3 separate regions of the Homo sapiens genome follow, and all the other regions are linked to region 2. A link is a loop called in an ENCODE intact Hi-C map of the cell type or tissue named here. Cell type or tissue: IMR-90. All regions are shown on one strand.

Region 1 (8,000 bases), 110 kb before region 2:
TCCATCTATTGAAAATCAGTCATTAGATTCCAACAGGACAATTCGTTTACTGGTATACCAACTTTAGCAATTACTTTCTGTGAAAAATAAGACGGATTTACAAAAGTTAATATCCTCTGAGTCCACTGACTCCTTATTCAACGGTAAGGAAATTGAGGCCAGAAACATTAATAACTTGCCCAAGGACACACAGCTAGCAAGTGGCAGAGCAGGAATTCAGTCTTAGGTCCTACTACAAAGCTCACAGCTTTTCCATTACACCATTTTGTCACCAACAGCTACTCCTAGGGCCTACATCAAATGCCTGTGGTTTAAACGTTAATTCATTCATTTGGGTTATCCACTTTATGGACTGCCTTGAAAATGCAAATTCAAGGAAGAGAAGAAGTCAAATTGCCTCTGTTTGCAGATAACATGATGGTATATTTACAAAACCCCGTAGTCTCAGCCCAAAAACTCCTTAAGCTGATAAGCAACTTCAGCAAAGTCTCAGGATACAAAATCAATGTGCAAAAATCACAAGTATTCCTATACACCAATAATGGACAAGCAGAGAGCCAAATCATGAGTGAACTCCCATTCACAATTGCTATAAAGAGAATAAAATACCTAGGAATACAACTTAAAAGGGATGTGAAGGACCCCTTCAAGGAGAACTACAAACCACTGCTCAAGGAAATAAGAGAGGACACAAACGGAAAAACATTTTATCCTCATGGATAGGAAGAATTGACATCGTAGAAATGAACATACTGCCCAAAGTAATTTATAGATTCAATGCTATTTCCATCAAGCACCATTGACTTTCTTCACAGAACTAGAAAAAAACTACTTTAAATTTCATATAGAACCAAAAGAGAAGCCTGTATAGCCAAGACAATCCTAAGCAAAAAGAATAAAGCTGGAGGCAACACGCTGCCTGATTTCAAACTATACTACAAGGCTACAGTAACCAAAACAGCATGGTACTGGTACCAAAACAGATATGTAGACCAATGGAACAGAACAGAGGCCTCAGAAATAATGCCACACATCTACAACTACCTGATCTTCAACGAACATGACAAAAGCAAGCAATGGGGAAAGGATTCCCTATTTAATAAATGGTACTGGGAAAACTGGCTAGCCATATGCAGAAAACAGAAACTGGGCCCCTTCCTTACACCTTATACAAAAATTAACTCAAGATGGATTAAAGACTTAAACTTAAAACCTAAAACCATAAAAACTCTAGAAGAAAACCTAGGCAATACCATTCAGGACATAGGCATGGCAAAGACTTCATGACTAAAACACCAAAAGCAATTGCAACAAAAGCCAAAATTGACAAATGGGATCTAATTAAACTAAAGAGCTTCTGCACAGCAAAAGAAACTATCATCAGGCTAAACAGGCAACCTACAGAATGGGAGAAAATTTTGCCAATCTATCCATCTGACAAAAGTCTAATATCCAGAATCTATAAGGAACTTAAACAAATTTACAAGAAAAAAACAAACAACCCCATCAAAAAGTGGGCAAAGGATATGAACAGACACTTTGCAAAAGAAGACATTTATGTGGCCAACAAACCTATGAAAATAAGCTCATCATCACTGGTCATTAGAGAAATGCAAATCAAAACCACAATGAGATACCATCTCACGCCAATTAGAATGGCGTTCATTAAAAAGTCAGGAAACAACAGATGGAGAGGATGTAGAGAAACAGGAACACTTTTACACTGTTGGTGGGAGTGTAAATTAGTCCAACCATTGTGGAAGACAGTGTGGTGATTCCTCAAGGATCTAGAACCAGAAATACCATTTGACCCAGCAATCCCATTACTGGGTATGTACCCAAGGGATTATAAATCATTCTACTATAAAGATATGTGCACACTTATGTTTATTGCAGCACTATTTACAATAGCAAAGACTTGGAACCAATCCAAATGCCCATCAAAGATAGACTAGATAAAAAAAATTGTCACATATACACCATAGAATACTATGCAGCCATAAAAAAGGATGAGTTCATGTCCTTTGCAGGGACATGCATGAAGTTGGAAGCCATCATTCTCCGCAAACTAACACAGGAACAGAAAACCAAATACTGCATGTTTTCACTCGTTTGTGGGAGTTGAACAATGAGAACACATGGACACAGGGAGGGGAACACCACACTGGGGCCTGTCAGGGGGTGGGGAGCAAGGGGAGGGACAGCATTAGGACAAATACCGAATGCATGCGGGGCTTAAAACCTAGATGATGGTTAGATAAGTGCAGCGAACCACCATGGCATATGTATCCCTATGTAACAAACCTGCACGTTCAGCACATGTATCCCAGAACTTAAAAAAAAAAAAAAAAAAGCAGTGAGAGAGAATGTTGTATTCTATCTCAGCCCAGAATAAGCTGTCCTGAGGTCATCTATTCACTCCCCTGTGCTTCTGTTGTCTTCAGTTACAATGCAATTTTGATGATCCCAAAGTCACTGTTTTAAGAGGGCAAGTTTTGCATTAAATGCTTATTTACTGTTGCTCTGGTATATTTAGAAAACAGAGCAGCCTGTTGAGAAGTAAGCATCTATTCAAATCTCCCTTCTGATTTTAAACTTCAACCATCAGGAGCCACACAACCTACTCACACCACTCTGTGTGCGGACTTCCTTGTATCTGCCCTTTCTTTTCCCTCTTCCTGGAAGGTCCTCTCAACTCTCTCCCATCCCTAACACCCAGACATTTATACCTAGAGAATACTTCCTAGTCCTTTAGCCCTGTTTCTAAACTTTCTCCTGCTCTCCAGGTACAGACAGATACCTGTCTTCTTTCCTCCAGCACTTGGTGTTACCATTTATCTCACAACTCTCAAATTTTCTGTTTCATTGGCAGAAGGACAGAAAGTGTTTGCAGGCAAAAGGAGGACATCACACAAAAAAAGAAAGAAAATGCAAATTCAAGCAGTAGGAGCATACCATCACTAAATATATTTTGAATTTAATGGATTTAATATTAATATTCATTTCCATTAATCAAAAGTGATGAACCCCAGTGGTCCCTGACCTGGAATAATTTTTAACATTACAGGGCCAGTTTAGATCATGCACCATGATGCTGGTCTGTGGGAAAATGTGGGAAAAGTAAATCAGCCTAGTCAATCTCCTATAGCATCCAAGTCCCTCTGTCTCCCCAGCTCAAGCAATCCTCCCACATCAGCCTCCCGAGTAGCTGGGACTATAGATGTGTACCACCATCCTTGGCTAATTTTTGTATTTTTTGTAATGTCGGGGTTTCAACATGTTTCTCAGACTGGTCTTGAGTTCCTGAGCTCAAGTGATCCACCCACCTCAGCCTGCCAAGGTGCTGGGATTACAGGCGTGCGCCACTGTGCCCCACCTCATCCACGTCTTAATGTTGCTTTACTGTACTCTTCTCATTGTACATGTGTCTTGTTTGGACATTATGTTCTACAGTGTCACTCCTAAAGTAGGGGGTTTTGCAAGTCTTCAGATGAATTCTTTGGTAATATCAAGGAGCTACTGACAAGAAGTTGTGAGGAGTCATCACAAGTCAGCTTGAGAAGTTGCATGTTATTCATATAGTTGAGAAAGGAGCCCTGGGTTAAACTCACTGCTTAAGAGCCATATGACCTAGGGAAAATTAGGTTATTTCTCTAAGCCTCACCTTCTTCCAAAAAGGGATATTAATTCCCACTTAATAGAGTTGTTGTGAGAATTAAATAAAATGATTGATGTACAGGTGTGTTGTAAAGGAAAAGAAAAACATGTGTGATAGATGTGCACATGAGTGTATACACAGACACTTGTGAACGAAAACGAAGGCCTAGAAGATGCTGGGTTCAAATCCTGACTCTGCCACTTGTGTGATCTTATACCAGTCCTGAATTCTTGAAACTCTCTTAATCTTAATTTTCCTCATTATAAAATACATTTGTTATAAGATTATTGTGAGGATTAAATGTCATTATGTTCAAAGAGCACTTATTACAGAGCCTGGCCCAAAGTACAAGTTCAAGAGCTGTTGGCACAGCATAAAGATCTCGGCTCTTTTTAACCTAATTCACCCGTTGTGGCCGGAATAGGTGATTTCTTGATAAACCTCAAGGTGGAGCTAGAGACACAGAAGTGGGTGTCTTCTTCAACAAGAATGTTTGGTCTTAAGGGGGAAGAAGAAGCAGACTTTCCATCTTGATTTTGCCAGGACACATCCTATCTCCCTTTAAACCACCACCCATGTTCCTCCATTATGAGAGCCTTTGGGGTTTTTTGTTTGTTTGTTTGTTTGTTTGTTTTGGGTTTTGTTGTCAAAAAAAGAGTCAGACAAAGGAGCATTCAATAGATGTTGTTCTGGTTTTGGTTTTGTTTTGTTTTGAGACAGGGTCTCACTTTGTCGCCCATGCTGGAGTGCAGTGGCACGACCTCAGCTCACTGCAGCCTCTACCTCTGGGATTCAAGCCATCCTTCTGCCTAAGCCCCCCAAAGTAGCTAGGACCACAGGCATGTGCTACCACACCCAGCTAATTCTTGTATTTTTTGTAGAGACGGAGTGGGGGAAGTGGGGAGGTTCTGTGGGGGTCGGAGTTTGGGGGAGGTGGGTGGTTTCACCATGTTGGCCAGGCTCAAGCAATCTTCCCGCCTCGGCTTCTCAAAGTGCTAGGATTACAGGCATGAGCCACTGTGCCCAGCCTAGAAGTTCTTTAATATTGTGAATTCACTTCTACTTGGAGAAAATATGTTATCTGGTACATAGAAGATGACTATATAGTTTTGAAAAAACAAACCTTTATTACATTTTATTTTCTTCTCATCCTTCAGCCCACAGACCAAAAGCAGGTTTTGTCTACATTCCACTCATGTGACTGATTTCCTGTCTGTCAGAGCCCAGTCATCTTTCCAAAAGGAATACTTATCATAGCTCCCATATTTCTCATTGGGAAATATGGGAAATAGCTCCCATATTTCTCAATGTAAATAAGACTCCTAGAAGTCTATCTTAGCATCCCAAGATTCCAGGAATATAGATTAGGTTTCAGTGGTTTTCAAATGAGCCCTTTGAAGTTATATATTGATAAGCTCATTAAAAACTCAACTCATTACTTTCAGTACCGCCTTGTAGGCTAAGTACCTATCATATATAATTAGAACCTCATGAGAATAAAAAAAAATCCGCATAAAAGATGAAAATACTACCAAATATCAGCCTTAACATGCCACTACTTTCAGAACTTAGAAAATCATTGCTACTGGCCGGGTGTGATGGCTCATGCCTGTAATCCCAGCTACTCAGGAGGCTGAGGCAGGAGAATCACTTGAACCTGGGAGGCGGAGGTTGCAATGAGCAGAGATTGCACCACTGCACTCCAGCCTGGTGACAAGAGCGAGAATCCATCTAAAAAAAAAAAAGCATTGCCACAGAAACAGAGCTTAGATTCCCCCAAAATCTAGCTGGGTAAGAGAAACCCCTTCTATGTATAAATAAAGGATGAGTAAGAATTAGTTAAGTGAAGAAGAATGAAAGGGGAGAAGGATGATTCCAGGCAGAGTTCCAGGACATGAGAAAGGTCAAAGAAAGGAATGCTCTTGTAGGTTTGAAAGTAATTGCATATGGCTCAACCGGAAAGGTTGAGAGGAAAATGGCGAGAGTTAAAACTGGAGGGGTGAACTGGAGATAATTATTAAGCCCTGCATTTTATGTTAAGGAGTATAGACTTTATCCTGAGAGAGGGGGAGCTACCAACATGCATCAGATGAGGCAGAACAATATCATTTCCTGCTTTAGAAAGATCATTCATGACTGCAAGACAAAGAACGGAGGAGGGCAAGGCTAGGGGGAAGGTGTGCTAGATATTTTCTGTTTGCATCTCCAGATACAGTAAGTCTTCAATGTCATCGATAGATTCTTGGAAACCGTGACTAAGGGAAACAATATATAAAGAAATCAATTTAGCTGTAGGCTAATTGATATAAATAAGTTCCTATGGCATATTTCTGGTCACGAAACATCAAACATCTAAATAAAGACCCAAAACACTTCTAATATTAAACCTTGAAATATAATAAATGTGAGCTATACATACATTTAAGAAAGATTAATAAAAACAAGTATAAGATAATTATTTTCCCAATTATTCCAGGTCAGTGTTACAGGTCGCCAGAGCCTATCCCAGAAGCAGAGCACAAAGCGGGAACCAGTCCTGGACAGGACGACATTCCCTCACAGGGCACACTCTCCCACACGCCACACTCACTCAGACTGGGACCATTTAGACACACCAGTTCACCTAATGTGCACATTTTTGGGATGTGGGAGGAAATTGGAGTACCCAGAGAAAACCCACGCAGTCATGAGGAGAATGTGCAGACTTCACACACGGTGGCCTCTGCCAGGAATCTATTTTTTTCATCAACGTTATAATGAAACGTCGTTGAACATAATGACATTATTCGAAGACCTGCTGTACTCCCTCTACTTACCTGCTGCATATCCCAGAAGTTTGACCTATGTGGGCTCCTGCTGGACTCCTTTGCCCTCTGGCTTTTGGTTGAGTCCGGCATTGGGAGATAGCAGTAGGAGATCAGAGGTCATGGGGAAAGACAGGTCCAATAATTTATCCCCCACCTCCCTCCCTAGCGAGTCTTTGTGTGAGGACATTTCTCTCCACCAAAGGTCACTGCTCTTAGCAGACAGCATCTGCCACACAACTGCCCTCTTCAGATTCTGGTAATCAAATCACTCCCCCCACATCCCTTGTTACTACCTTTGGGTAGTGATGATTAGCTAGCTGTTGCTAGCTAGCACTGGGGAAATTTTGTATCCCTTTTTGGTCTCTCTAAACCCTGCACTCATTTTGTAAATGATTCCTTTATTAAGCACTCCTCAAATTATCTAGTTTGAGTGTGCCATCTGATTCCTGCAGGACTCTGAAACAGAAAGAAACCAAGAATAGTATGGTAGCTAGCATTTATTGCCTCCCAGGCATTCTTCTAAGCAGTTTATATATATTAACTCATTTAATTCTCACAGCAACCCTAAGAAGTATCCCTCCTTTACAGATGTGGAATCTGAGATATAGAGAGATTAAGGCGATTAAGTAATTTTCCCAAAAATGCACAGCTAGTGAGCCAGAATTCAAATCTACATAGTCTGTTTCCAGAACCTGTGTTCTTAACTACTAGGCTCTTCTGGTGAGGTAAGTTGATGGTGTAAATTGCAGCAATAGGCTGGGCACGGTGGCTCATACCTATAATCCCAGCACTTTGGGAGGCCGAGGCAGGCGGATCACAAGGTCAGAAGATGGAGACCATCCTGGCTAATACGGTGAAACCCCGTCTCTACTAAAAATGCAAAAAATTAGCTGTGCGTTGTAGCAGACACCTGTAGTCCCAGCTACTCGGGAGGCTGAGGCAGGAGAATGGTGTGAACCTGGGAGGCGGAGCTTGCAGTGAGCTGTGCCACTGCACTCCGGCCTGGGCAACTGAGCGAGACTCCGTCTCAAAAAAAAAAAAAAAAAATTGCAGCAATATCAATGGAATGGGGAAAAATGAAGAAATTTCAGAGAGATTGTTGCTAATCCCAGGAGGATCAATTGAGGGCAAGAAGCAATGAGATGCATTGGTTATGAATACAGATTTTTTTTTTTTTTTGAAACTGAGTCTTGCTCTGTTGCCCAGGCTGGAGTGCAATGGCACGATCTTGGCTCACTGCAACCTCCGCCTCCTGGGTTCAAGTGATTCTCCTGCCTCAGCCTCCCCAGTAGCTGAGATTACAGGCACTTGCCACCACGCTCGGCTACTTTTGTATTTTTTTAGTAGAGACAGGGTTTCACCACGTTGGTCAGGCTGTTCTCAAACTCCTGTCATCAGGTGATCCACCTGCCTTGGCCTCCCAAAGTGCTGGGATGGCAGGCATGAGCCACCGTGCCAGGTTTTTTGTTGTTTTTTTTTTTTGAGATGAAGTCCTGCTCTTGTCACCCGGGCTGGATGAGGCCTCAGCCTCCCAA
Region 2 (8,000 bases):
GAAACCTCCCATTGCCCTACTCAGAAGCTTATCTGTTTAATAAGCCTAATGGCCCCTGGTGATCTGGTCTCATCTACCCTCCAGCCTCACTGCTGGTCACACCCCCTTCACACCCTGAGCTCCCACGACATTAAACTACTTGCAGTTCTTTGAATGTGGCCTGCTCCATAACATCTTTGTGAATTTGCATCTGTTTTTTTCTCTCTACCTAGAATGCCATTCAGTCATTTATTCAATAAATCGCTGGTTCACTCACCCAGCTAGCAAATATCTCCCGAACACCTGCTGTGCAGAGACGAATAACATATGGTCCCTGACCCAAGGAACTCAGTGTCTGGTGCAGGACAGTAGACTATAAGATCCACTAATCTGTACTCCACAAGAGGAAAGGCCATACTAGTACCCAACACAGGGCCTCCTAAACCATTCTTAGAAGAGCTCAGGGATAAGTATATAAATATTAAATACTTATACTGATGCTGAATAAATAAGTACATAAGTATTAACAAAGGATTTCTTCTCATATCTGCCATCTCATTTAACTTTCACAATGAACCTGTGAAGTTGGGACTGATTCATGCCATCTTAGATGTGAGCAAGTAGTAACTGGCCCATGGTTTCTTAGCTACTGAAAGCAAGGAAAACCAGGACTCAAATTAGCCACAATAAGAGATTTGGTGAGACATGACTATTTTCTCACAGTGGGACAGATCAGCAGAGAGGAACCTGAGATGTTAGACCTGGCCCCGTGCTAGGTCCTGGGATGTAGACTTAAGAATTAATTAAACTGAGCCCCAAGGAAAAGTAGGAGTTAAATGCATGGAGAAGCCACCTAGGCAGATGGGCCAGCATGAACAAAGGCCCAAAGGGTGTGAAATAATGTGAAGTCTTCAGAGAACTTGGAGTCTCTAGAAGCATAGGCATAATGGGCAGAGCAGCAAGTGATGAGTGAGGCAGAAGAGCTAAGTCGGAGCCAGAGGTCAGGCAAGGCCTCGGTGGCCATGCTAAGCACAATGGATTCCATGATCAGGGCAGTGCAGGGCTGTTACAGGCCTTTATCCGAGGGGAAGACTTGGCAAAAGTTGTGTTTTAAAAAGATCTTATAGCCTGCACAATAGGGATTGAATTGGAGGTTCCAAGATACTGGGAGCAGGGACACCAGAGAAAATGCTGGTGGAGTGACTTCAAAATAGCTCAGCTGGCTGTGTGCAGTGGCTCATGTCTGTGATGCCAGCACTTTGGGAGGCCGAGGTGGGCAGATTTCCTGAGCTCAGGAGTTCAAGACCAGCCTGGGCAACATGGTGAGAACCCGTCTCTACTAAAAATACAAAAAATTAGCCGGGCGTGGTAGCACAAGCCTGTAGTCCCAGCTGCTTGGGAGGCTGAGGCAAGAGAATCACTTGAATCCAGGAGGCAGAGGTTGCAGTGAGCCAGGATCATGCACTCCAGCCTGGGCGACAGAGCAAGACTCTACCTCCAAAAAACAAAACAAAACAAAATAGCTAGGAACAGTGGCATGCGCCTACAGTCGCAGCTATTCAGGAGGCTGAGGCCAGAGGACCGCTTGAATCCATGAGTTTGAGACCAGCCTGGGCAACAAAGCGAGACCCCACCTCGACAACAACAAAAGAAAGAGAGATTATAAGACCTGAGCTGGGAAATGCACTGGGACATGAAAGAAACAAGATTTGGTGACTGATTGGATGTAGATGAGGCAAAAGAAAATTGAGGCAACCAGGAGAGCTTTCTAACTTGGGTAGTGTCATTTGCTGTGTGAAAGAGAACAAAAGAGACAGTCATGGGGACAGAGGGGCCAGAAGAAGGGGAATGGTGGTAAAAGCAGCAACTGCTCTGGAAATAATTATTATACTTTATTTATTGTATTTAAATTTAATAGAGGCCATTACTGTCTCAGTCAGGCCTCTCCCACAGAGCCCAGAAGCAGAATCTAGCACTATCCGTCCCCTGTGTCTGCTTCCCTGGCCCTTTGGGCCTCTTTTATTCCAGTTATTAAACAGAGAGAATACCCATTCCATAATTTAACACAATGACTGGATAGCATCCTGTTATCGGAGTATTAGTTTAAAACTTAATCAAGGTTTTAATGAGGAGCCAGAGGAACCTCAAATCAACCCTCCACCAAACCAACATGGGGCCCCCTCTATAGCCCTAATCTGCTCACTTCCAAGGATGGGGAGACCACCTTCTCTAGGGCAGACCACCTTGCCTTGGGATAACCCTTATTGTTAGTAAAGTCCTCTGCTAAAATCTGCCTGTTTGTAGCTTCCACCCTCTGGTCCTAGTTCTTCATCATTATATTATTCGTTCATTCATTGCACAAAGATGTGTTGATCACTTAGTATGTGCCAAGCATTGTACTAAGCACAGAGTACACAAACGTGAACTAAACAGGCAGAACCTCTGCTCAGACAGAAATTAGGAATCTGCAGAGAAGAGACAAACAATAAGTACACAAATTATCTATGATAATTTCAGATGGTGATAACCATATTTAAGGAAATATGCCGAAGAGATGATTATCTTAGGATGATTAAACAGGGACAGCCTCTCTGAGGAAGTGACATTTTAGTTGAGACCTGATGGATGAAAAAGAATCAATCCATTTTAGAGATGATTTAGGAAATTAAGATGCAGAGAGAACAAGTGGTTTTCCCAGGGCAAGACAACGGGTAAACAACTAACTAGAACCTTCCCCCCTTGGCTGGGCACAGTGGCTCATGCCTGTAATCCCAGCATTTTGGGAGGCCGAGGTGGGAGGATCTCTTGAGCTCACGAGTTCGAGACCAGCCAGAACAACATGGTGAAACCTCATCTCTATTAAAAATACAAAAATTAGCCTGGCATGGTGGCGTGCATCTGTAGTCCCAGCTACGTGGGAGGCTGAGGCACGAGAATCACTTGAACCCAAGAGACAGAGGTTGCAGTGAGCCTAGATTGTGCCACTGCACTCCAGCCTGGGTGACAGAGCTAGACTCCATCTTAAAAAAAAAAATTGTGCTCACCCTAGGCACAAAGTTCTTCCTTGGTCTCACATCATCCACCACTGACCAGACCCCTTTCTGGATGACCTCTGTTAAATGAGGGAATTGAATTAAAATAAGTATAATCGTCGGGGTGCGGTGGCTTCCATCTGTAATCCCAGCACTTTGGGAGGTCAAAGTGGGCAGATTGCTTGAATCCAGGAGTTCAAGACCAGTCTGGGCAACATGACGAAACCCCATGTTGACTAAAAATAAAAAAAATTAGCCAGGCTTGGTGGCACGTACCTAGAGTCCCAACTACTCAGGAGGCTGAGGTGGGAGGTTAACTTGAGCCCAGGAGGTCGAGACTGCAGTGAGCCCTGATTGTGCCACTTCACTGCAGCCTGGGCAACAGAGTGAGACCCTATCTCAAATACATAAATACATTAAATTAATTAATTAATATAATATAATAAACTTAAGTTTTGGAAACAGGCAGTTCTGGGTTCAAATCCAACTTTTACCATTCACTAATTATGTGATTGAATTTCTCTAGACCATAGGTTGCTTATCTGTAAAATGAGGATAAGGATTATTTCACTGGCTCATTGAGAGTTAAATTAAAGATGATAATGTATGTAAAATAGGTGGTGCATACTAGACTATTGAATAACATCAGCTACTTTCAGCATGATAACTAAGTACATTATGCTTGCCAATGAGTCCACCTTCAAATATGTGTCCAGGGAATGAAGAACGGTTACCAATGGCTTAGTATCTATAAAACAAGTCAGAGTAGGCCGGGTGCGGTGGCTCATGCCTGTAATCCCTGTGATTTGGAGGCCGAGGCAGGGGGATTGCTTGAGCCCAGGAGTTTGAGACCATCCTGGGCAACATAGCGAAACCCCATCTCTACAAAATACAAAAGTCAGCTGGGTGTGGTGACCTACAGGTGCACCTGTAGTCCCAGCTGTTTAGAAGGCTGAGGTGGGAGGATCACCTGAGCCCAGGGAGGTTGAGGAGTGATTGCACCATTGCACTCCAGCCTGGGTGACAGAGTGAGACCCTCTGTTTCTCAGAAAAACAAAAATAAGACAGATGCCTTTCTAATTTTGGAAGAATGTCTCCTATTTGTCTTTCCTGGAGGGCTTGCTAAGTAAGGGAGGCTGTTAGGCAAGCCTGTGACCTTCGGCAAAGGTAAGTCTCATACTCCCTCTTGTGTCCGAAATTGGAACTGTACTCTCTCTGGACTGACCAGTAACCATGGTGCTGAAATCAACCTGGTTATATGGGCTGAATGGCAGGGAACTAGTGTTTGTTAAGCACCTGCTATATTCCGGGAACCTTCTGAGGTAACTTCCATATATTATCTCATGTCTCATCAACCATTCAACAGAAGAGAAAACTGAAACTCAGCAAGGTTAAATGACTTCTCCAGGTATTCGTGGATAATAAAGTACAAAACAGATCTAAATGGAAAAACTGGAAAAAAGTCAGTGATATTGATTGTACTACAGGATAAAATCCAACCTCCTTAGCAAATATGATTAAATTCTTTTATCTTCAACTTTATTTTCAACCAACTAATCCCCTTGGTCCTTGTGCTCTGGCCACACGGAATGACTTAGAGTTCTCAGAAATTGCTTTAAATCTCAGCATTTTTGCCCAAGCCTTTGTCTCTTTCTTAGGTGACTTCCTCAATACCCCTTCCTAATCTAGAAAATTCCTTCCTACACATCCTGTCATCCCATCCAACTTACTTGGAGATAATTTAATCACCCCTTCCTTTGTACTACTTTTGGACCTCAGACATTATATATATACATATATATTCAATAAATACTTGTGGGATGGCTATATATATTTATATATATATATATACATACACCACATGTATATAATACACACACACACACACACACCAGGTCCTATACACTAGGTTTTGTTTTTTCTTTCTTTCTTTTACAATATCCTTTTTTTTTTTTTAAGACAGAGTTTTGCTTTGTCACCCAGGCTGGAGTGCAGTGGCAAGACCTTGGCAGCCGGGCATGGTGGCTCACGCCTGTAATCCCAGCACTTTGGGAGTCTGAGGCGGGTGGATCATGAGGCCAGGAGATCGAGACCATCCTGGCTAACATGGTGAAACCCCATCTCTACTAAAAATACAAAAAAAATTAGCCAGGCGTGGTGGCGGGTGCCTGTAGTCCCAGCTACTCAGGAAGCTGAGGCAGGAGAATGGCGTGAACCTGGGAGGTGGATCTTGCAGTGAGCTGAGATCACGCCACTGCACTCCAGCCTGGGTGACTGAGCAAGACTCTGTCTCAAAAAAAAAAAAAAAGACCTTGGCTCACTGCAACCCCTCTGCCTCCAGCGTTCAAGTGATTCTCCTGCCTCAGCCTCCCAAGTAGCTGGGGTTATAGGTGCACACTGCCATGCCGAGCTAATTTTTGTATTTTTAGTAGAGACGGGGTTTCACCATGTTGGCCAGGCTGGTATCGAACTCCTGACCTCAGGTGATCCACCCGCCTCAGCTTCCCAAAGTGCTAGGATTACAGGTGTGAACCACCGAGCCTGGCCTCTTTCACAATATCTTCATGACATTCAATATACTAGGTTTTGAAGGCATATCAGTGAACAAGAAGACAGATAAAAGCGCCATCCCGATGGTGGATCTTACACTGAAAGTGTCTAGGCAACAAATGCTGATGGTTTAGACCATGGTAGTAATGATGGGGGTGAAAAGGAGTGAATTCATTTGCTAGGGCTGCCATAACTAAGTAACACAGACAGGGTAGCTTAAACAACAAAAATTTGTTTTCTAAGTCTGGAGGCTAGAAGTCTGAGAACATGATTGGTTTCTTCTGAGGCCTCTCTCCTTGGCTTGTAGATGGCCTACTTCTCCCTGTGTCTTCCAGTGGTCTTCCCTCCGTGTTCAACTATGTCCCAACCTCCTCTTCTGATAAGGATGCTTGTGCTATTGCATTAGGGCCCACCTATATGACTTCATTTTAACGTCATTACCTCTTTAAAGACCTCATCTCCAAATGCAGTCACATTCTGAAGTACTTGGATTAGGACTTTAAAATATGAATGGGGTGGCTGGGCATGGTGGCTATGCCTGTAATCCTAGCGTTTTGGGAGGCTGAGGTGGGTGGATCATCTGAGATCAGAAGTTCAAGACCAGCCTGGCCAACATGGTGAAACCCCATTTCTAATAAAAATACAAAAATTAGCTGGGCGTGGTGGCATGCACCTGTACTCCCAGCTACTCAGGAGGCTGAGGCATGAGAATTGCTTGAACCCGGGAGGCGGAGGTTGCAGTGAGCCAAGATTGCGCCACTGCACTCCAGCCTGGCCAACAGAGCGAGACTCTGTCTCAAAAAAATAATAATAATAAAATACGAATGGGGAATGGACACCATGTATAACAAGGAGTGATTTTTTTTTTTTTTTGAGATAGATTTTTGCTCTGTCACCCAGGCCAGAGTGCAATGGCGTTATCTCGGCACACTGCAAGCTCCGCCTCCCAGGTTCACGCCATTCTACTGCCTCAGCCTCCCGAGTGGCTGGGACTACAGGCGCCCACCACCACGCCCGGCTAATTTTTTGTATTTTTAGTAGAGACGGGGTTTCACCGTGTTAGCCAGGATAGTCTCGATCTCCTGACCTCGTGATCTGCCCTCCTCGGCCTCCCAAAGTGCTGGGATTACAGGCGTGAGCCACCGCGCCCGGCCTCACTTTTCAATATGTATACACTACACTTTAAATACGACAGAAATTTGATACCCAGATTATCCACTTAAAACTAATACATGCACAAGTCCTTGTTAATAGCTGGAAATTTTACATCATTTCGTTTCCCTTTGAACTTGTATTTCTTTCACTCCACCTGAGCCAGAAATTAAAAAATAATAAGTGCTGCATTTATTCACTCCAAGAAAAGTAAAAGCTAAGGCCCAGAATGTGGCAAGGCAAGGGTTAAAAAAGAAAAGAAGAAGGCAGGGCATGGTAGCTCACGCCTGTAATCCCAGCACTTTGGAAGGCCGAGGTGGGTGGATCATGAGGTCAGGAGATCGAGACCATTCTGGCCAACATGGTGAAACCCTGTCTCTACTAAAAATACAAAAACTTAGCTGAGTGTGGTGGTGTGTGCCTGTAATCCCAGCTACTCGGGAGGCTGAGGTGGGAGAATCCCTTGAACCAAGGAGTCAGAGGTTGCAGTGAGCCGAGATCATGCCATTGCACTCCAGTCTGGTGACAGAGCAAGATTCTGTCTCAAAAAAAAGAAAAAGAAAAGAAGAACAAGTTTTCCTCTGCTTAGCAGCTCACTTCAAGGACAGTTATAAGATAACACTCAGAAAAACCAAGGCCAAAGGAATGGGCTCCAGACACCACCCCCTCCCTCCAGAGCAAGGTTGACGGAAAAAAAAAGAGAGGAAGACAAATTCCTTTACTGTTACTCCTTTCCCTGGCTTCTTAAGCATGACTATGTTTTACAAATGTCTGTATTTAGCCAGTTCTTGTTTTTCTTTCGACGCAGCTACAAGGCCACCAGCTATGCAAGGCCACAAGTTATGCACTGTATGATTAACTGCCTTTGTTTTGCTTTTGTAAGCCTGCTTATAAAAACCCTGCTCTGTCTTTGTTCAAGGCTCAGGTTTTTGGATGTGAATCCACTGAGCTGGTGTGTACCTTAAAATAAATATCCTCCTGGTTTCCCATATCAGTCTCTCTGTTCCTCAGTTTACCGCAACACACCCACAGAATCTTAACCTAATTGTGGAGTCCGAATTAGGGAAAAGGCGTTAGGCTGGCGGAGCAGGGAAAAGCAAAAAGACAAGGCAGATAAGCCCTAAGTCTGCCTTTCTTCATGGTCCAGGACACATAGCCCTCCTGTGCAGATAACTCACATAATCCACAATCTTCCTGTGCCCACTTTGTAACCACCCAATGGGTTGACCTTGCCCGCTGCCTAGACAGAGCTTGTGGGGAAAAGCAAGAGAGATCAGATTGTTACTG
Region 3 (8,000 bases), 210 kb before region 2:
TACTCACATGAACGCTGAGCATTTTACTTCCTGGCCCTCTATGGGCCTTGAACCAGTTGACCAGGTCTGATTTTGAGAATGACTTCAGTGCTTCAATCTTACAAGGGAAGGGAAGATAGGAAAGAAATTCAAGAAGAAAGATAGCTCTTAAACCTAACCCCCAGGCAGATGTCCCTGGACCTGCTTAGCATCTGAAGACCTCATTTTATTCTTCCTATTCTCAGGTTACCCCTAACCTTCCAGACCAAAACGATGATGAAGCTCTCTGGCATGCCTTCACATTTTATACCAATCATCTACAATGGCAAGAGAGGTTAGCAGATGCTATAATTACAGCTAAATACCATACACTGAGCCCAACACCCACATCCCCTTAGTGTCACCTCCCAATTACATGGTAGCTGCATACCACGGCTTGAGGAAATCTACCTTGCTTCTATTAAGAAAACTAAAATGTGTTAAGATGAAGCCTCTTACTAAATAACCTCTTTACATCACAGAGCAATGATGTCCTATGGTAATTCACCATGTAGGGGCTATGTATTAACCAAAGTCACACTGGAGTACAAGATCCAGATCTTTTTCATAGGTTTTACTACTTTGGAATAGAAGTTGTCAAAACACATGCACTTGGAATAATGAACTCCGTAAAGACAAAGAGTCCTCAATTTTCTTTAAACGGCAAAACTCTTTTTCTCCACAAAATCTTGTAGACCTCAATATATAGCATAAAAATAGAGCTGCTCTGATTGAAATTGGTGGTGGTGTGGTAAGGATTAGCACCCAGCTCACGTGGCCACCTAAGGTGCTAGAGAGGCCAGTCTGAAAACTCAGGAAGTGAGCGAGTAATCAGGCCAGGACTAGTGTTTCGAGTTTCTCTTCCACACAATGCTGGTGTGCACAGACCTGTGATGCCTGTAGAATCAGGAACCTTGACCAGTTTGAGCTGTCTTACTCTGAAAACCATGTTACCTCGTGGGCAAGGCGGTCAAAGAGGTACTGCTGTGTAACCACTTCATTCCAGTTCCTATCCACCTCCTCCCCAAGGTGGGTATCCTCACACTCCTTCAGCTTGATGAGAGCTGTGACCTGTTCCCACCAAAAAGAAAGATGCTCAGGTGAGGCAACATACCACTTCCCACAGAACACACTGGGCCCTGTCCAGCCCGGCTTGTGATGGACATGCCAGTATAAGAGGCACGGATGAAGCTAGGGAGACACTATTGTAAGAGGAAGGTGGGGCTGCAAAGCTCAAAAACTGGCCGGCGAAGCCCTGTTAAGATTTGTATCTGGGGGCTTGTGTGGGCCAAAGGCCAAAAGACCAGGCTGGCACAGTCACCTGGGTGTTGAATGCCTCTTCAGTGAGGTTCTCAATCTTCTCCTCAAAGCTAGAAAGAAACTCTTCTATCTTCTTATCAACAACTTCAGAACTGAAACAAAACATCTTCAATCAGAACTAAAACAAAACATCTTCAATTAAGTCATCAGAAACCCGATCTCAGGCAGAAGGCAAAAGAAGGAATTAAGACTAAGACATATATCCAGGAAAAAAAGCTAAAGTGTTTTCCCAGGCCTCAGTATTCCACCTGACTTTGAGGACAGAAAGAGAAAGAACCCTCCCCCTCACCCCACCTCCAGCCCAGTTTCCTGGTATCCTCATAATGAAGCAGTCACAACCATGTATGACCATTCCAAAGCTGAAAACTAACAGGTTTCAGCAATGCCTGTCAGATCAGGCATCCTTTCCCTTCTTGTCCTCAGGTCTGCCTGAAGAGAAGAAACACTGGCAAGCCCCACACAATGACCACAGGACTTGAATCAAGTCTGAAAGGGCCACTGGAACTATTGATCAGTCCTGGAACAGACCATCTATAACAACCCCCATCTTCCCAGCTTCCACTGACTAAATAGAGCAAACCTGCTTGGTCAGGGTTGCCCAAGGTTTAAGGAAACACATGTAGCCCCTACTCTCCATGTCCATAATAGGTTACACTCATCTATTCACTCACTCACTCACTTGTATTTGGTTGCCTGAGTCCCCACAGTGACAGAAAATCCTAGAATCCCGGATGTGTTCCTACAGGTAGGGTAGACATGGTACCTACAAGCCAGAGAGAAAAGTTATATGAGCTCAGGTGATCATCTGGGCCCTGGCCTTGGAGGCACTAGATAGGAGTGGGAAAAGTTTCTGCCCATCCTTATTGGAACTGGAAGTCCTGAAACAGGACCCAAAAATGTTAAGGTGTCCATACCTCTCCTGAATTGGGGACCACAAACTAGCCTTTTTTCTTATCTTGAAACTTGACCAAACTGAAAACCTGATTACAGTCAAAGATACAAATTCCAAAAGTTTGGATGACTAAATATCACCCTATGAGATGGAAGGAAGCTCTAACAGGCTGCTCAGTAGGGATATCTGATGAACAGCCTGCAAAGTAAGCCCTAGGCCCTTATTTGAGCTCAGTGGCCCTGCCAGCTGACTTACCCAAGGGTCTGCTTGGTTCGAAGGAAGTCAAAACAAGGTTCTTCCATGTGCATCTGTAATTCAACATACTGCCCATCAGCCCAACTCCTCCCAGCAGAGAAACCTCCATTTCTCTCCCCAGAGTGTTTCACATACCTCCCAAGTCCAGCCTCCCTTAGTGCCTTTTTCCTAATTGGCCCAGGCTTATACTGGGTGAGAACAGTAAATGACCATCTCACCTTCAAATCACAGATCTCTGACTACCCCATGTCCCTAACCCAGGCAGAAAAGGCCGGGCCTCATAGTGGGTCAGGGGCTGCTGAAAACCTCAGCATCTCCTTTATGCACTTACCACAAGCAGCTCCATAAGCGTATATTCTCTTAGACTCCTGGTACCTGACTGAAAAGAGAAGGTTGTCAGGCCAACTGAATATCCAGTGGTTTACAGGGCTTTTAAATAATCCAGCTATTCTAGGCAACCACTTAGGTATCACCACCAATCGCTCTCCCCCAAGAGAGTTAATCATACTTTGATGTTGTTTACATATCTGCTTTCCCACCAGACTGAAGGTCTATGAGGACAGGAGTCATGCTTGACCATTTGTACTCCCGGCACTAGCATAGAATTGCAGGTGCAAACAAAGGTGAGATTAATAATCCCTGACCTGCCAGATCCTGTCAGAGGACACATTCTAAAATTAAGTACTTGCAACTCAAAGCCCTAAGGAAGACAGCAGGAAATGTTTGGGGATCCTGAAATGTATCTGGATCTATTCCTCAAGAGGAGAGAAAATGAATAGTGCCACACAACAAGAACCAGTGCCACATAAAAGGACCAAAACCAGTTGATAAGAAAAATACTTCAGAGAAAGAAGCCACGCTTTGGGACCACATGCTAGCTGCCCAAGACTGGCAAAATAATGCATTCAGAATGAAAGGACAGGAGGCCAATAAACAAGGATGTTGCTAGTGCCTCCCAGAGTCAGGATCTTGCAGGTTCCTCTCACACAGACTCATTTGCTTCCCACTCACCAGAGGAAGAGGCTAATGCCTATGTGCCCTTGCAAGACCTGATTAGTCAGCATTGAGATTTTCTGTTTCCCTCTAAACAGACCACAACAAAACCAATGCTCTCTGAGAAAGGATATGGTTTCCAAAAGGGAACAGTTTGTATTAGAAGCTAGTGCTAAGAGGTGACTGATGGAAAGCATTTCTATAAACATAGTCTTACAATGTGAAATCCTGCCGAAAATGAGTACTCCTGTACCGGGGTTGTAAGCAGTCAGAGGCACTGAAAATGTAGACTAGGTTAAGAAAGGCTAGGCTGTACCATTTGTGGAGTTTGGGACCTGGTAGTCATAACCTAGAAGAGGCTGCAGGTTGGAATGCTACAGCCACAGAGGCTCCAGAGAGAAGCAGGGCCTCTACGGAAGGACAAAAATATTATCAACCTAGCTCCAAAAGTGCTGTTGCTCCTGAATCAAAGTACTCATTAAGAAGACTAGGACAAGACACAACTTCACTAACAAGAGATGACCGTGACATCGGGCAAGTGAATTTGCTCCTGACAGCCAGACCAGGATAATGTCAGAATAAGGCTGAGGCCCAGGGGCAGAGATACAAGACAAAGAAATGATAATCAGTCCATCCCACCCAAAGCCCAGTCAGGGATCTTCACAAGACCTGACAAAGAAGTGAATTCCTGATGCAGGGAACCCAAGATAACAGCAGCGGCTACAGGAGCCCCAGAATTTGGGGAGTCAGTAATCAGACTAGACAGGCAAGGTTTAAGGAAGATCCCCGTGGTTCTAGAAGCGAGTGGGACCAACCACAGGTTAAAGCAGGCTATAGGCTAGAGCTAACTGTGATTACTGCCACGTGCTTCCTTCCTTTAAGCACCACACACCCCAGTAGAATGGTGTGGAAAGAACACAGAATCTGAAGACAAAAGGAATAATCTGAGACCCAGCTGGTACGACCTCAAGAAGTAAGGGGCTCTGGATCATGGAGTTGTCACCCTAAAACAGAGGTGATAAATCCTTCCTCTCAGGTGCTTTAAACATTTATGACTCTAGTAGTCGTTCTCTTTGCTGTGTCTTAATTGTTTGGCTATGTTTACTTCTGTCTTCTTTTCAAAACTGCCCCTTAACAAATGTCCTTCTGCTACTTGGGAGTTCTATCAGGGGCACATGTAGGGATTTCCACCCACACCTCGGTTTCTGGCCCTCTAGATTAGTACTTAGGTGATTAATGAAGCAATACCTCACTGTGATTGAAAAAGGATCCATTTTACCAACAGGAGCAATTTTTAAATGTAGTTGCTTCAAGAGGACAAATGGCCCCAAGCATGAAACTACAGAAGTAACTATAAAAGGGCCTTGAAGGTCACGGGGTCCCTGATCCCCAGGCACTGGGCCTTCCGCCAGTCTTTAGTACACCCAACTGACCTGGTAGTACACAGTGACTTCAGAGTTGGCATCACCCTTGTTCAGAGCTTTCACTTTGCATAGATGGTGGCCACTGGGCAGCTCTACCACCTGGAACTGCACAGGCATCTCCTGCTCCAGAGGCTTGAAGTTTAGTTTGCTGCAAGAGAATCAGTATGGGTCACTGAGGCACCCAAAAACTATAAGAAGCTAGGCCTTCTAACTTTTCAATTGCCTTGTACACCAGCCTCAAAAAAATCTACTACAAGTAGTATTTCAATTGGGTGTTTAGTAACAATTAACTGAATTGTGGCTCCATGCCCTCTCGCTGGTAAGAACACATAACCCCAAAGAGAAAATTCAAATACTTACTCAACAACATATTTCAGGAAATCCATAGATTCCTAAGAGGCAAAAGAGAATAACTACATTAAGCTCTCTAGACATTCATTTCACCCAGAATCAGCTAATATCAATGTTCCAATTGCTTGGGGAGCCCTGCATAGCTTTAGGAAAGCAGATATAGTTGGTGACCTAAATGCTGGCAAGTTATTCATTGACTGATTCAAGATTGATTGTGTTTGTGGAACACTAAGCAGCTCTTAACTGTTCTGGCTCTCTTGGCAATCTGTTTACCCATAATACAGTTTCCCAACTGGATCAAACTTAATTGTTCAGTGTTGGTTTACCCAACTAGGCTGTGGCCTTTATGACAACATGGACTATGTTTCAGAATCCTGGGCCCATTGACATAGAACCTGGATAAAGCAAAGAAAATAACATTTAATACTGAGTGAATACATCCTCTTCCCTTCTTAAGAATTCTGTTTTCTTATCTATAAAATAAGGGATAAATGGAGGGATTAGCTCTTCTCTAAAGTGATTTCTACTGGAGGAAATTCATGGTACTAAGGACTCTGTATCAAAAGCCCTTGCCTGGTACTTCAACGGTGCTCGGAAAAACAGGCAGCCTATTTCTTCTCTTCCCTTTGTGGACTGAGACTTAAGATTCTTTTGGTGGCCAAGACAGAAACTAAGGCTGGTTCTGGGGTTGCAGAATGAAGATAGAGAGAAAGGGGAGGATAGCAGCCACAATTTCAAGAGTGGCCATTTATATATTCCAATCAAAGGGCCAGCCCTGAGAAACTGGGAAGGCATGGAGGAGGATGGTTAATAACAAAACAGTTCAGGGAGAGAATCTTGAACAAGCATCTGACTGAGGAAAAGGCCTTAGTCAGGTACAAGGCCCCACAGACATTTCCAACTAAATACGTATCAGAACAAACTCCTCATATGCTCCCACTCTTACTACTGTTCCTGTTCCACCAACCCACTGCTTCAAGAAAGAAATCTGGGCATCATTCTAGACTGCCTTCTCTCTCACTCCCACTGAGTGAATTTCCATCATCTTCTATTTCTTAAGCACTTCTTTAAACAAACAAAAAAAAACACCAGGGTCTTGCTTTATTGCCCAGGCTGGAGGGCAGTGGCATGACCTCAGCTCACTGCAGCCTCCACTTCCTGGGCTCAAGCAATCCTCCCACCTCAGCCCCCAAGTAGCTGAGATTACAGGTGTGCATTGCTACACCCAGCTAATTTTTTTTAATTTTTTTGGAAGTGGTGTCTCACTATGTTGCCCAGGCTGGTCTCAAACTACTGAGCTCAAGCGATTCTGCCACCTTAGCCTCCCAAAGTACTGGGATGACAGGCATAAGCCACCATGTCCAGCCTTAAGCAATTATTTTTCATTTATTTGGCCTAACATCAGGCTTCAATATTTTTCACTCCCAACTCTTTTTTTTTTTTGAGACAGACTCTCACTCTGTCACCCAGGCTGGAGTGCAGTGGCGTGATCTCGGCTCACTGCAACCTCTGCCTCCCAGGCTCAAGTGATTCTTCTGCCTCAGCCTCCCAAGAAGCTGGGATTACAAGATGCCCACCACCACACCTGGCTAAGTTTTGCATTTTTAATAGAGACAGGTTTTCACCATGTTGGCCAGGCTGGTCTTGAATCCCTGGCCTCAAGCAATCTGCCTGCCTCAGCCTCCCAAAGTGCTGGGATTACAGGCGTGGGCCGCCTTGCACAGCCTTCACTCCAGCTTTTTATTTTGATAAAATAATATAAAGTTTATAATCTCAACTTTTTTTTTTTTTAGACGAGGAGTCTCACTCTGTCGCCCAGGCTGGAGTGCAGTGGCACAGTCTCAGTTTAGTGCAACCTCCGCCTCCCGGATTCAAGCAATTCTCCTGCCTCAGCCTCCCGAGTAGCTGGAACTACAGGCATGTGCCACCAAGCCCGGCTAATTTTTGTATTTTTAGCAGAGACGGGGTTTCACCATGTTGGCCAGGTTGGTCTCGATCTCTTGACCTTGTGATCCGCCCACCTCGGCCTCCCAAAGTGCTGGGATTACAGGCGTGAGCCACCGCGCCTGGCCAATCTCAACCATTTTTAAAAGTGTGCAGTTCAGGGCCAGGCACGGTGGCTCACACCTGTAATCCCAGCACTTTGGGAGGCCGAGGTGGGCAGATCACGAGGTCAGGAGATCGAGACCATCCTGGCCAACACGGTGAAATCCCATCTCTGCTAAAAATACAAAAAATTAGCTGGGTGAGGTGGCAGGTGCCTGTAGTCCCAGCTACTTGGGAGGCTGAGGCAGGAGAATGGCGTGAACCGAAGAGGTGGAGGTTGCAGTTGGGCCAAGATCACGCCACTGGACTCCAGCCTGGGTGACAGAGCGAGACTCTGTCTCAGAAAAAAAAGGGGTACAGTTCAATAATGTTAACTATATTCACACTGTTGTGCAGTAGATTAGATTTTCAGAACTTTTTCATCTTGCAAAACCAAAATTCTGTACCCATAAAATAACTTGTCTCTTCCCTCTTCTCCCCAACTACTGGAAACCACCATTATATTTTCTGCTTCTATGAATTTGACTACTTTAGATAACTCCTATGAGTGGAATCATATCTGTACTTTAAAACAGCTTCATAACTTGTCTCTCTGGATATTTCTTAACCACAAATCTTCTTAAATCCTTTAATGGTTCTCCATTTCTACAGGATAAAGCCCAGCACCTTAGCTTCACAAACAGGCTTGACATACTAGTTCT

Evidence for each region. Peaks named below come from ENCODE experiments on the same cell type or tissue, not always from the same donor. Only the 100,000 strongest peaks of a DNase experiment are listed, where the experiment ranks them.
Region 1: it touches region 2 in a loop (11-fold over the local background); 94 of 110 quality-filtered maps call a loop at or near these places.
Region 3: it touches region 2 in a loop (5-fold over the local background); 5 of 110 quality-filtered maps call a loop at or near these places.

The regions. Positions count from the first base shown.
Region 1 is chr1:51,892,933-51,900,932 of GRCh38, forward strand. No RefSeq gene overlaps it. Among named protein-coding and RNA genes, the nearest start is that of NRDC, 18 kb to the left of the region's middle. RefSeq lists an enhancer at 4,395-5,594. In IMR-90, a CTCF peak has its summit at 4,110 (motif pointing right); DNase peaks (open chromatin) are centred at 4,139, 4,879 and 5,519; H3K4me3 peaks cover 354 bases; H3K27ac peaks cover 2,210 bases.
Region 2 is chr1:51,998,280-52,006,279 of GRCh38, forward strand. No RefSeq gene overlaps it. Among named protein-coding and RNA genes, the nearest start is that of RAB3B, 12 kb to the left of the region's middle. RefSeq lists an enhancer at 6,480-7,324. In IMR-90, a CTCF peak has its summit at 4,204; DNase peaks (open chromatin) are centred at 4,192 and 7,462; H3K27ac peaks cover 843 bases.
Region 3 is chr1:51,789,561-51,797,560 of GRCh38, forward strand. NRDC (nardilysin convertase) reads right to left here. Exons shown (of 31, transcript NM_001101662.2): 23 at 5,263-5,294; 24 at 4,912-5,050; 25 at 2,817-2,864; 26 at 2,486-2,538; 27 at 2,018-2,101; 28 at 1,340-1,430; 29 at 973-1,089; 30 at 8-97. Among named protein-coding and RNA genes, the nearest start is that of MIR761, 43 kb to the right of the region's middle. In IMR-90, no CTCF peak of the experiment used is centred here; a DNase peak (open chromatin) is centred at 3,511.